Regions from separate parts of the Homo sapiens genome. Here region 2 is linked to region 1. Evidence: read pairs that join two places in POLR2A ChIA-PET (ENCODE). Cell type or tissue: PC-9. All regions are shown on one strand. Links, peaks and the distances in the headings refer to the core of each region. The heading gives the core; the rest is flanking DNA.

Evidence for each region. Peaks named below come from ENCODE experiments on the same cell type or tissue, not always from the same donor. Only the 100,000 strongest peaks of a DNase experiment are listed, where the experiment ranks them.
Region 2: POLR2A ChIA-PET joins it to region 1 with 6 read pairs; 2 of 35 experiments call an interaction of 5 or more read pairs at or near these places.

Annotation. Positions count from the first base shown.
Region 1 is chr3:24,473,013-24,479,490 of GRCh38, reverse strand. All of the region lies in intron 1 of THRB (thyroid hormone receptor beta), which reads left to right. Among named protein-coding and RNA genes, the nearest start is that of THRB-AS1, 18 kb to the left of the region's middle. In PC-9, for the core only: no CTCF peak of the experiment used is centred there; a DNase peak (open chromatin) is centred at 3,460; H3K27ac peaks cover 932 bases.
Region 2 is chr3:24,371,667-24,378,144 of GRCh38, reverse strand. All of the region lies in intron 1 of THRB (thyroid hormone receptor beta), which reads left to right. Among named protein-coding and RNA genes, the nearest start is that of THRB-AS1, 120 kb to the left of the region's middle. In PC-9, for the core only: no CTCF peak of the experiment used is centred there; no DNase peak of the experiment used is centred there.

The DNA of each region.
Region 1 (6,478 bases), core at 939-5,938:
GTGCATGCTCTCTCTCCTAATAGCTTGTTCTTGTCTCTACCATGCCCCCGTGTTCCCCTGGAGCAAGGTTTCTCAGCCTCAGACTTGTTGACATTTTAGAGCACATAATTTGTTGGGGTCGGAGGGGCTGCCCTGTGCAATATAGGATATTTTAGGAATTTTTGTTTGTTTATTTGTTTGTCTGTTTTTGAGACGGAGTCTCGCTCTGTCCCCCAGACTGGAGTGCGGTGGCGCAATCTCAGCTCACTGCTAGCCCCGCCTCCCAGGTTCACGCCATTCTCCTGCCTCAGCCTCCCGAGTAGCTGGGACTACAGGCGCCCACCACCACGCCAGGCAAATTTTTTTTTTGTATTTTTAATAGAGACGGGGTTTCACCGTGTTAGCCAGGATGGTCTCGATCTCCTGACCTCGTGATCCTCCCACCTTGGCCTCCCAAAGTGCTGGGATTACAGGCGTTAACCCCCGCGCCCGGCCGCATTATAGGATATTTAGCAGCATCTCTGGCTTCTAGTTACTGGATCTCATTAGCACTGCTCCCCCTATCCCCTGCCACAGTTATGACAATCAAAAATTTCTCTAGACATTGCCTAGTATCCTCTTGGGGGCAAAATCATCCCTGTTGGAAACCACTGTTTAGACTTTAGTTCTACCTCTTAATCTCTCCCCACCCCCTAAGCTTTTCATCAGTTATAGCTGCTTTTTCATCATGATGATCTTCGCCCTCATGGGGTAGGGGGAGATGTTTCCAAATCCGGAAAATTGGAACATTTTCTCCGGTTGATTCTGACACACCTCCTGCTCCGTGGGCCAATATTCTACTCCACCCAGAAATTACGAATCATTGTCCTACACTTGTACTCTGTCTCTCACTGCCTCTTCCTATCCTTCTCCCCTCTCTTCCTCTATCTCTTTTTTCTTTTCCTTCCTTTTTTCCCCATCTGCATTGTAAACAATTGTAATTTGGAGAATTCCACTTTTCACTTCTGCCTCCTTTTTAAAGGTTTCTGCTCAGTACAATAAAGTGAATATGTTATGGCAAATTAGCTAATAAAGTATATAGTAAGATGTAACATGTTATTTTTAAAATTACGTTCATCCATTCATTCTTTTGTTATCAAATATTTATTCAGCACCAAATATGTGCCAGAGGTATGCTTGGGTACAGTAGTGAACAACATATTCCCTGCCCCTCCAGATACTTACAAAAAATGATGACATAAAAGATAGCTTCCTCAAAACTAAAAATATTTTTATTTTATCAATATATGCATACTCCAAAATCTGGAGACTGAAAGTACAAAAACCCAGTATTGTACCAGAAACAGTTACAATGACTGGCTCAACATTTCCTAGTTTGGTAATTCTAACTATATCGTTTAGAATTATGAAATGATGCTTTGAATGATAGGATTTACTTCTTCACATTAAGACATATTTTTAGGAACATAGACCATTTTGACAAGTGAATTTCACAGTTTAAGTTCCTTAAATAAAATGTTAATACATATTCCACACTCTTTGTTTGGATCCTCTTTTGCTGGTTTTCTGTAACCAGTTTCTGCTTTGCCTGATCTAGTAGCTGTCCACATATTCAGGTAATCTATTCCTAAGTAGCTTTCAAGCAGTCAGAAACAGGATTGCATTGCTTGTACTTTTTTGGGCGGGTGTAGGTTATGGAGAAAGGAAATTGGATAAAGATCACAGAGAAGAAGATTATGATGGTGCCGGTGTCACTGAGAGATCTACTGACCCGATGTTGCCTTCTTTTGCTGCCTTGTGTGTGCTGTACGTATCCTGCGTTAGGACCCTTGCTTTGGCAGCGTTAGCTACAAAGTAGTGGAATGTCCCATGCAGTTATTTCTGTATTTCTGTTAGGTCTGTTCCTCTCAATCTCCTCAGACTGACTTCCATATCCTCGTTTCTCAAGAGTGTGGTGCCCCCAGACCAGCAGTATACACATCACCAAGAGCTGATTAGAAATACAGAATCTAGAGCTCCAGCCCAGACCTGCTGAACCCGGGATCTGCATTTAAACAAGGTCCCCAGGGGATTCATTTGCATTGGAGTTTGGATTCACTCTGGAGTTTGAGAAGCACTTTTGTTCTCTTCCTACTTTTCTACTTCTAATGAAGTTTAAAAAGTGCAGAAAACAAACTATAAAAGGATTAATGTAGTAACCCTGCTGTGTATTGACTAACCCATTATACTTAGTTTATTGTTTTACAGACTTACCTGCCAACACATTAGTGGGCCTTGAATTAACATAATAAGTCACGATCAACAAAAGTTTTAAGTAAACAGACTAAAATAGAAAAGTATTAGAGTATATCAAATGTATTTGAAACATTTGTTTCATCCAAAAAATGTGAAACCACACACACACACACACACACACACACACACACCCCTTTATATGTATGTCCTGGATCATGATTGCAAAATGGAATTCTGACTGGGGTTACAGTAAAAAAAAAAAAAAAAAATCTTGAAAACCACTACCATAAATACCCAATGTCTCTTTTTATATATTGGCCAGTGTTCAAATGCAAGCATTTGATGATGTTTGTCCACATGATTGAGATAATGAGATCATTTTCTTCAGTTGAGATTCCTGAATGAGATGTCCAAATAGCAAATAGGAACGTTAAAATTGTCTCAAATGCAAGGCAATAACAATAAGAATTTTAATTTTTTTCTTAATTTTAGAAAACCATACTCTATCAGATAATTTCTCAAAATCCCAAAAACCATACCTTTAATGAAACACTCATCTTAATTCAAGAGAAAAACAACAAATGTAGGCTGCCCAAAGGACATTCATTAACTTGAAGGGAATAATACCTTTGAATCCAAAAGAAATTCGCCAGGTTATGGGAGACACAGGATGTTCCCAAATTGGTAGTGCGGTTCCGTAAATGATACAAACTTGCAACTAATTTTTTGGAATTTTAATCATTTACATTTCTTCAACACTCATTTAGCTTTGCAGATTTAAAAAGTAAATTTTTCATTTTAATTTTTTTGTTTCAGTTCCTCTGATTGAAGATGGCAACCATTGAAACAATACCTTAAAAATTTAAAAGATTATACAAAATTAACAAACCTAAATGAGTACTTAAATTTAGATAGTAAAACTTTTGTGTTAATTTGTACATTTGTAGCAGTAATCCCTCTGAAGCTATGAACACCCTGTAGAGGGAAAGAAAACCAAGTTGCTCTTCAGGTGTGATCTGGGTGAAGCCAAGCCTCAGAGAACCCTTGGAGAGTCAGATTTCACCACTGTGGGAAAGAACCAGTCCATGGGGTGAAACCAAGGTGGTTTGTGCAGCAGGGTGCTAATGCCAGGCTGAGACACAATTCCAGGGAAGTACTTTCGATCTTGCAGGCAGAATCTGTGCCAGACAATGAGTTGTCTCTGAAAGTGCCTTTTCCCCACCAAAGAGCAGCAGCTGGGTGGACCTAGCAGCTTCTTCTGAGCTTCCCAACTGTGCCCTCAGGCTCTTTCCTGATCTTCAGGGCCTCAGATTTTCCTGAAATGATTGTTTACTTGAGAGATTCCTTAGAAAGACCTGAGTGAGCTATTTAAAGCAGTATTATATTAAACATGATTTTACATATGCTTTTAAGGAACTGTAAACATGTTTTCTTTATTAGCTTTTGTAATCAGGATGTCTGTTATATAGAATCTTTACTTTATTAGACATTTTTAAACAGTTGATGGTGTTCATATTCTTTAAGGATGATGTGTTTTGGGGGAAATTTTAAAATAATTTGCTTGATAGTGAAGATGAGATACCTGGTGTTCTCGCCTAGGCATAAGTGTTACAGTGTGTGGTTTTGCTCATTTTTAAAAAACTGTCATGTTTAATTGTTCCAGAACTAGTCACTAGTAGTGTCATCTTCTTGCTAGTGCATGGCCTTTCAGATTTTATATCTATCTATATCTATCTATCTATATATATGTTGACATATATGATTTTCAAATTACACACATATATACACACATACACAAATTATACAAATATACAGAAAAACAATTCTAACATTGTATATATATTAAGTATGTGTAATTTGAAAATTAGTATAAGAAAGTATATTGAAGATATTGCAAATGGTAGCACTTGTAACAACTTCTTACATTTATTTATTTCTAAATAAGTAAATTATAGTTCTTCAATATTGTGTTTGATCATTGCAATTTTCATAAATTATTTTTATTCTACAAAATAAAATATTAACTTAAATAATATCAAATTATAGCTATTCGTATTTGTTGTAATATATTTTTAGCAATTTTTTGCTCACTTGAAAAAAATCCTTACATCATATTTCAGACTCTCACTTTTTGTTGCATGATGGTTACAGTTGTAGAAAGTAGCCCTGTTGCCTTCAAGACTAATTAGAACATGAAGAATTTTGAGGCCCAAGCCAAATAGAACATTTTGTTTTTAGAACATGAGGTATAGAATGCCACGTATTAGTGTGGTAGTTTTCCTTTGTGATTTATGATACACGTAATGTTCTTTCAATTAAAAAGTGCAGTTCATCATATTAAGTCATTATCCTACCTACAGCGTATTGGACAAATTTCATATATACTTTTCAATTAGTAAGAAAAGCAAGTATTGCAGCAGTCACCTATCTGATACAGGTCCTTACAGTTGAATCAGCTCTGCCCATCTGTAAATTATGTTTGAGGCTTGAACTTTTCCCTGTACTTCCAGTTCCATTATTACCTACGTATAGCACATATGGTCTGCAGCAGTCTTCTGAGCCATTGAAAAATTGAGGATTTGTTTTTAAATGAACTATCAAAGAATCCTTCCTGGAAGGATTGTGTATTTGAGTTGCTGTAGCTGTATTTTGTTTGATTTTGTTTTCCTTACATAGGAAACCTGAACCAGAACAGTAGCCATTGATTCTACAAATTCTGGTAGACTATCACAAAGCCTAGGATGGCAAATAGTTTTATGCCAACTCCAGTAGATTTTGGTGACTGTTAGGGCTGATGTGTTTGGAAGTATTACAAGGCCAGATCTCTGAGGTTAGCAGTAAAAAATACTGTGATTGATTAGTGATGTCTGCTATGGAGGAAGTATAAGAGTATGATGGGCCAAATGCCATGCATTTTCTTACCCTGTGCCCATACCAAAGGAAGACTAAATTTTGAGGATAGTATCCTATTGAATTGCCTTTGGCTTTATGCTTCATGCTTTTGAAGGAGTACTGTACTTGCTCTGAAGATATGTTAATGTTATTTTTAACAGTTAACCAGGAAAATTGTTTGTAAATAAAAGAGACTACAAAAGAGTGTTTGTTTCTTGATTGGCAGGTTTAGTGTAATACCACATAAAACAAAGCATACAACGAACTTTTTTTAAATTATACTTTAAGTTCTGAGATACATGTGCAGAACATGCAGGTTTGTTACATAGGTATACACGTGGCATGGTGGTTTGCTGCACCCATCAACCCGTCATCTACATTAGGTATTTCTTCTAATGCTATCCCTCCCCTAGCCCTTCATCCCCCAACACCCAACAGGCCACAGTGTATGATGTTCCCCTCCCTGTGTCCATGTGTTCTCTTTGTTCCCACTTATGAGTTCCCACTCCAACTTATGAGTGAGAACATGTGGTGTTTGGTTTTCTGTTCCTGTGATAGTTTGCTGATAATGATGGTTTCCAGCTTCATCTATGTCCCTGCAAAGGACATGAACTCATCCTTTTTTATGGCTCCATAGTATATGTGGTGTATATGTGCCACATTTTCTTTATCCAATCTATCATTAATGGGCATTTGGGTTGGTTCCAAGTCTTTGCTGTTGCGAATAGTGCTGCAATAAACATATGTGTGCATGTGTCTTTACAGTAGAATGATTTATAATCCTTTGGGTATATACCCAGTAATGGGATTGCTGGGTCAAATGGTATTTCTGGTTCTAGATCCTTGAGGAATCACCACACTGTCTTCCACAATGGTTGAACTAATTTACACTCCCACCAACAGTGTAAAAGCATTCCTATTTCTCCACATCCTCTACAGCATCTGTTGTTTCTTGACTTTTTAATGATCACCATTCTAACTGGTGTGAGATGGTATCTCATTTATGTGGCCAACAAGCATATGAAAAAAAGCTCATCATCACTGGTCATTAGAGAAATACAATGAACTTTTTAATTGTCTCTTTTGGTTTTCTGAGTCCTGAGACTACGAATAAATGCATCACTAATCGTATTTTAAAAATTGATATGCCAAAATGGTTGAAACTTTTAGAAGAACATGCTAGGTTCTCAGAATAAAATTATAAACAATATTTTCTATTACATGTTAAAATGCTGAAGTTTCTATTACATGTTTATTTGTGAAATTTATCATTTGCCTTATTGTCTACTCTGTTTCTTAATTATAATACTCATCCTCTCAGAAAGCTTTGGCCAGTCCATTTACATGAAGAACGGGAAGGAAGTAGATTGTA
Region 2 (6,478 bases), core at 588-5,587, 100 kb after region 1:
CAATAATGCCCCTGCCTGATTCAGTTTCTGCCTCACTCACAGTGAATTTCTCAGGAGCCCAAATTACTGGAGGATAAAATTGGTCTAATTCAACCTTGCAAACAAAAGGAGAAAAATTGGTCAAAGAATCAGCAAATTGGGACATTGAGAGGCTATATGAGCTTTTTCTTTAAGCTTTGCCACTGGATTCCTGTATCTCTCATTTTACACCTTTTCTTTGTTGCCTTGAATAAGTCACTTTTGTAAATTACCATTAAACCTGTTATCTAGCTGACTGTGGAAAGTCCCTTATTTCATAGACTCATGGAATTTTGCCACTAGAAAGAGCCCTAGAAGGTCTCTCTTCTCAGTGTACAGGGAGGAGGAGGGAAGGTAAGAGATTGGCCCAAGACACAGCTTTTTAACAAGGAGCCAGGACTATCAATTTTCAGCTATCAAATGTTGACTCTCTCACTAGAAAGTTACATTGTGGGTCACAGTGTAGCATGTGTGCTAACTTGAGCATCTAAGGCTCTATCAGAACTATTGTTGTTAATAATCCAGAACTAAAACACTTCTGAATTTCACCATATCAGGTTTGCAAAATCCTTTTGACAGAGCTAAATCCAAGGGCACAAATGAAATCACCACAGCCACATCTCTATTTCCCCATCCCTAGAACAGACTCACTTCCTGTAGCACACATAATGCCATCAGCCCCTCACCCTTACATCACTTAGCTTGAATGACAACATTTTTATAGACCTATGCCAAAGAGGACAGTCACTGGCCCAACTTGGGTCATGTGCCCCTCCCTGTGTCCAAGAAATAGGACATCCTATTTCCTTTGGTCACTTGGCCACTAGTAAGAATGGGCCCTGGCTGAACCAAATGGAATGTGCTCCCTGGGGGACAGAAAGATTCTCTTGCTATGAATTTGTGTTCTTAAAAGTAGGAGACAGGGAGGCCGAGGCAGGAGGATCACTTGAGCCCAGGAGATCAAAACCAGCCTGGGCAACAAAGTAAGACCCATCTCTACAAAAATTAAAATAAAAAATAAATTAGCAAAGTGTGGTGGTGTACACCTATGGTCCCAGCTACCTGGGAGGCTGAGGGGAGAGGATTGCTTGAGTCTAGGAGGCCAAAGCTACAGTGAGCCGCCATCATGCCACTGCACTGTAGCCTAAGTGACAGAGTGAGACCCTGTCTCAAAAAGAAAAAAAAGTATGAGACAGATATTTTGGGCAGGCAGAAACAGCAGCTATTCACTTTAGATGTCAGCCAGATCACATATGTAGTAATTTTTTATTTTATGGTGGACACTGTAGTGTAACAATGTTAAAACTTTAGATGTCATTGTCTTCCTTTAAAGAGTAATGAGTTTTGTTCTGGCAGGCATTTAATTTTCTGGCAGATCAGCTGGAAATAGTGGAGGCCTGGTTTTAGATTCTCTTAGGGCAAATCTAGAGTGATCTTTATTTTAGGATTAGAGTAGTCCTTCTAAGGCATTGCCTTTTTTTGGAGTCTCAGCTGAATCTTGAGAGTGTTCAGCAACGTCTCTTTTCCTTGGCTGGTTGGAACTCCAACATCTGACCTTTTGTAGCCCTCAAACACCCTTTTCTGCTCACAGAATAGCTGTTTGGGGTAGGTCTCACATATGATTTTCTTAATATTTGTCTAAAGGCTCAAGAAACCCCCTATACATGTTTCTAGAGTTCTTTTCTTGTGCAGCTTCCTCTCTAATACTTTGCTCCACAAATTCCTACCATATCTGCCACCCAAAAATCAGGTCTCAGTTTTCTTCACCCAGCTGCTCTCTGGGTTCCACTTCCCCAGGTTGCAATTTGAAAAGTGCCCCAAGGCAAAAAGCCAAGGTAAACATAAAGCTTATCTCCTGTGTCTTCCTCCTCTCAAGGATCACAGCCGTGGACTGTTGTCTAGTGCCTAAAATTGTGGCTTCAAATATTTGTGTCCATGTTTATAGTTGTTTACGTCCCTTTCTCCATTATAGACACACTTAAAACCTTTTTTTTCAATATACTGCAACTGAAGCACACATAAATTTGATCACTCGCCAAGCTTGGCTCTATCTACAAAGCTACTTCATATTTACAGAAAGTTTTCTCAAATACTGAGGACAAGTTTTGGCCTCTAGAGGAGTTATAGGAGCTGATAACTTAATCTGGGGGTAAATCCTTTGTGAGAAATGAATAATTCAATCCTTTCCTAATTTGTCTATATTTCTGTAAATTATCTCCTTATTTTCTTTTAAATTGGGATATGGTCATCTGTTGAAACAATTTTGTAGAAGTAGGAAAAGAAAAAGACTTGGGATCAGAAGATCTGGATTCAAAAAAGAAAAGAAAAGAAAAGAAAATCAAATTCCAGCAGACCTCAATGTCCCTGGGCTTGAGGTTGCCTGTCTGTAAAGTGAGGTAAAAATAGCAACTTTTCAGGGCTGTGATGATGTTGAGAATATATTCCACTCTTGTTATTTTCTATCAGTAGTAGTCTGGGGGGGTCTAAGAAAATTTAGCTTTAAAGGACATTTTAGCATATTCCTTGAGTTAGTTTTTCTTTTATTCTGTATATCAATATAATTAGTAATATTTATTAATATTATATGTCTAACTAATATATTAATATTATATGTCTAACTATAATATATTAATATTATATGTCTAACTATAATATATTAATATTATATGTCTAACTATAATATATTAATATTATATGTCTAACTATAATATATTAATATTATATGTCTAACTATAATATATTAATATTATATGTCTAAATATAATATATTAATATTATATGTCTAAATATAATAATATATGTCTAAATATAATATATTAATATTATATTTCTAAACATTATATTAATAAAATGTTTGAACATGAAGTGTTTTGTTACAACAAAGCAGCCAAATCCAAAACTGTAATTTAAAAGATAGTGTATGCTGCTTTAAAACATGGCTCTTAGCACTTGGCTTTCTGTATAGAAGTTTGCATTCCATTTCTCTCTCTCTTTTTTTAAATCGTCAGTCATAAAACCTGAGCTTTTATAAAAGGAAAGTAACAGAATGAAAAAAAACTGTGCCAAAGAATTAGTGTATTTGAGTTTTGTGTCTCTAGTGTTTAACAGTTTTATAATCCAGGTTTATAACTTGTTGAGAACAATAGACTATTTTAAGCACATTTGCTTTGCTAAAGATTAACTTTTTACATGCCTGGTAAGTATGGTGAAATTTAAGCTTTGAGAGTAATAGAGAGGAATATTTTCCATCTCTGCCTGCATTTTTTAGTAAGGATTTTTCAGTAAGGCACTAACAGCTATTCTCAATGTGTTGCATTTATTAGCAACCAACATGATTCAAGCATTTTCTCTTAGTACACATCATCTTAAAAGACAGTGAAATGGGGAGGCCTTGATAAGCCCAAAACTAAATTTTAGCCTCACTTTATATCTTCATCAAAATCTAGAAAAATGCAAAATATTTAATAATCCTTATCCTAATAGATATTAGTTTTCCAACCTTGATTCCACAAATGCTTTAATTCATAGTCATTTTATATGGTTTGAATATTTTAAAGATATTTAATTGCATTTTAAATAATAGTATCAGCCCTGAAGTCTATTTATGTTAACAAGAAGTTATGTAACATTTTAGTCGTCTTTAAAACAACATTGTAAATACACGTACATAAGCAAACATATAGCTAAATGTTTTATACATAAATACAAACATTTAAATACTTTAAACCATAACAGTAATAGACAATATATATGTATTCTCTTCCTATGTATTTTTGCATTGTAGCTTCAGGATGAATATTTGTCTAAAAATATGTTCTTGAGTATAAGTCTGTCTTTATATGCTTATAATGTTGTCTCTGACAATATTTAGTACTTAATATTGGTTCTGAGTGGAGCCTACATTAATATAGCATAGTACAAACTAAATCTACACCACTTGGCTCAGTACATTCCCTGTACGTCTCTTTTCTACTGAAAATAATTGAATTATTTTGGCTACTTAAGACATTTTTCTTTGTTTTGATGAAAGAAAAATATCAGCTGAATTAAATTTAATGGAGTTTAATTCAGCAATGGACGATTCGTGAATTGGGCAGCCCCCAGAATCACACCAGATTCACAGAGACTCCAGCACAGCCATGTAGTGAAAGAAGATTTATAAACCAAAAAAAAAGGGAAATGATGTACAGAAATTGGAAGCGAGGTACAGAATGGCTGGATTGGTGATAGCTTAGCGTTTGCCTTATTTGAACACAGTTTGAACACTCAGCAGTGTATGAATGGTTGCAGTATGGCCACTGGTATTGGCCAAGACTTAGCGATTGTTACAGGCTCATACTCCTAAGTTAGGTTTTCAATCTGACTATTAAGCTAGGTTACAGTTCATCCACAAGGACTCAAGTATAGAAGTACGGAATCCTTCTCAGGCCATATTTAGTTGGCTTTAACAGTTTTTTCAGCCTTTCATGTGGAATGCAGTATGAAGTGGCTGCATATTTGTAGGTCTGAAAACCTGGTGCTTATTGTTATTCCCAGCCGCTTCATCTATTTTCATAGAGGGCTCATCGAGGTCTGTGTGGCCTATGATAGTGTCATGCCAGCAAGTGTGGGAAGAGTAGTTACCTTTGTGAACTTGTTCAGGCAGCCAGAAGTCATGGCTGGCCTCCAAGATGTCAGCTGAGGACCTGGAGTGTCTGCATGTTTGGGAAGTCATATGATAGAAAAATCTACATGGTACTGAAATACCCAGTGCCTTTCAGAAAGGATCAGACTGGGGTTAAAGGGCCTGCGTTGACTTCAGTTTGCATACACGTTCTTTATTTTCAGTGTGTTTGCACATACATTATCTCTCCAGATCGTGAGAAAAGAGCAGCCAGAGGCTCCTTCAGTTTATGAGAGCCAGTAACTCTCACCAAAGAGCTTTGTTTGAAAATTAACAATCTAGACTTTGGTCTTTGTTGGGGTTTTCTAACTTTTTTTTTAAGTTGTAGAACCCTCTTTCCAAATGAAATCTTAATCTGACTCCCAGTATGTAAAACAGTGGAATACAAAGGGTTTTAATTCACATTTGCTGGGGGACTCCAGAGTCTTGCCCACTTAGGCTGATCTCTTTCTATGTTGCTAGGCCCCTCGGCCCCTTGAGGCTCCATGGAGCATAGTCTAAAAACCACGACAAAAACAGGCTTTGTGGAATGTCTGTTGGCCCACAACATTCTCTCTTTTGATATTCTATATTGCTTCTCATAGGTGTTCTGAACTCTGCCACATTTTTCAGAAGTCTTTGTTTTTTATGGTGATAGACTAAGCATCCTGGTGCAGTAGGGAAGCATTCCAGTCTTGACTCCAGCTCTATGTACTGTGTGACATTGAGCATGTCATTTAATTTCCTGAGACATTGGACTCTCCTGTCTGTAAAATGGGGATGGTTAGAGAAGCATGGAAAAACCTGGAGACCTTTGGCTAGAAGATATTATGTGAATGGGATTGACTGAAATGAGCTGTTGATCTCCGACTCATCCCTATGTAAAGGAACAGCCCTGGATTACTTCAGGGCCACCTTCTCTAGTACACTTGATTGTAACCAGAGTAGGATGATCAAAACTTGAGCATGTCAATGGATGCAGAAGAAATGTCTCTGACTGATTTTCTTATAAGGGAACTCCATATTGTGCATGCTTATACACGTAAGGCATCCTCTCCAGGACATGGTGATAGATATGTGTTTAAATTAACATCATAAATACTTAATTTCATGGCATATAAAGAACACTGGGGTAGGGGTCGAAGGATAAGAGAGCCAGTTTTGTACATCTCATCCTAACTCTGCATGTGGTAACATCATGTTGGTAGCTTGAAATTAGCTGTGGTAGAATTACTATCACCTGAAAATCAGCAAATACTATAAATTGGGGTTTTGGGAGGGGGAGCACACCATTGTAGAATGATTTGAATTATACACCCAGTACTCCTACTCCTAAATATTTTAAGCCTCAGTGTTCTCATGTATTAAATATGGAAGACAATACCTGCTCCATCTGTCTCACAGATTTGTCATGGAAGTCCAAATATGTGTGAAGGTACCAAAGCAAAACAGATGCCACTGGAAGTGGCAGCATTATGATTTCCGGTGTTATTGGGGGCATAGAGAAAGAACAAGAGGAGCAAGCATGAACTGACCCTGTTTTCCCTCAAGAAACAGAATAAGTGCCACTCACGTCTTATAAACACAAAATTGTATATACTTTTGAAGAATCATAAATATCAAATGTAGGTTGAACTACCTTGAAACATATTTAGAACCATTCTTTAAAATGGAACTATAGACTAATATAAGAAAATGCCTTCAACGCCTCCAAGGGTTGGGACCACTGAATGTAGCAATACATTGAGCACCAGCTTCCAAAGTGTCCTGCTTCCAGCCCTGGAGATGCTTCTGCTAGTATTCTATGACAACACACAT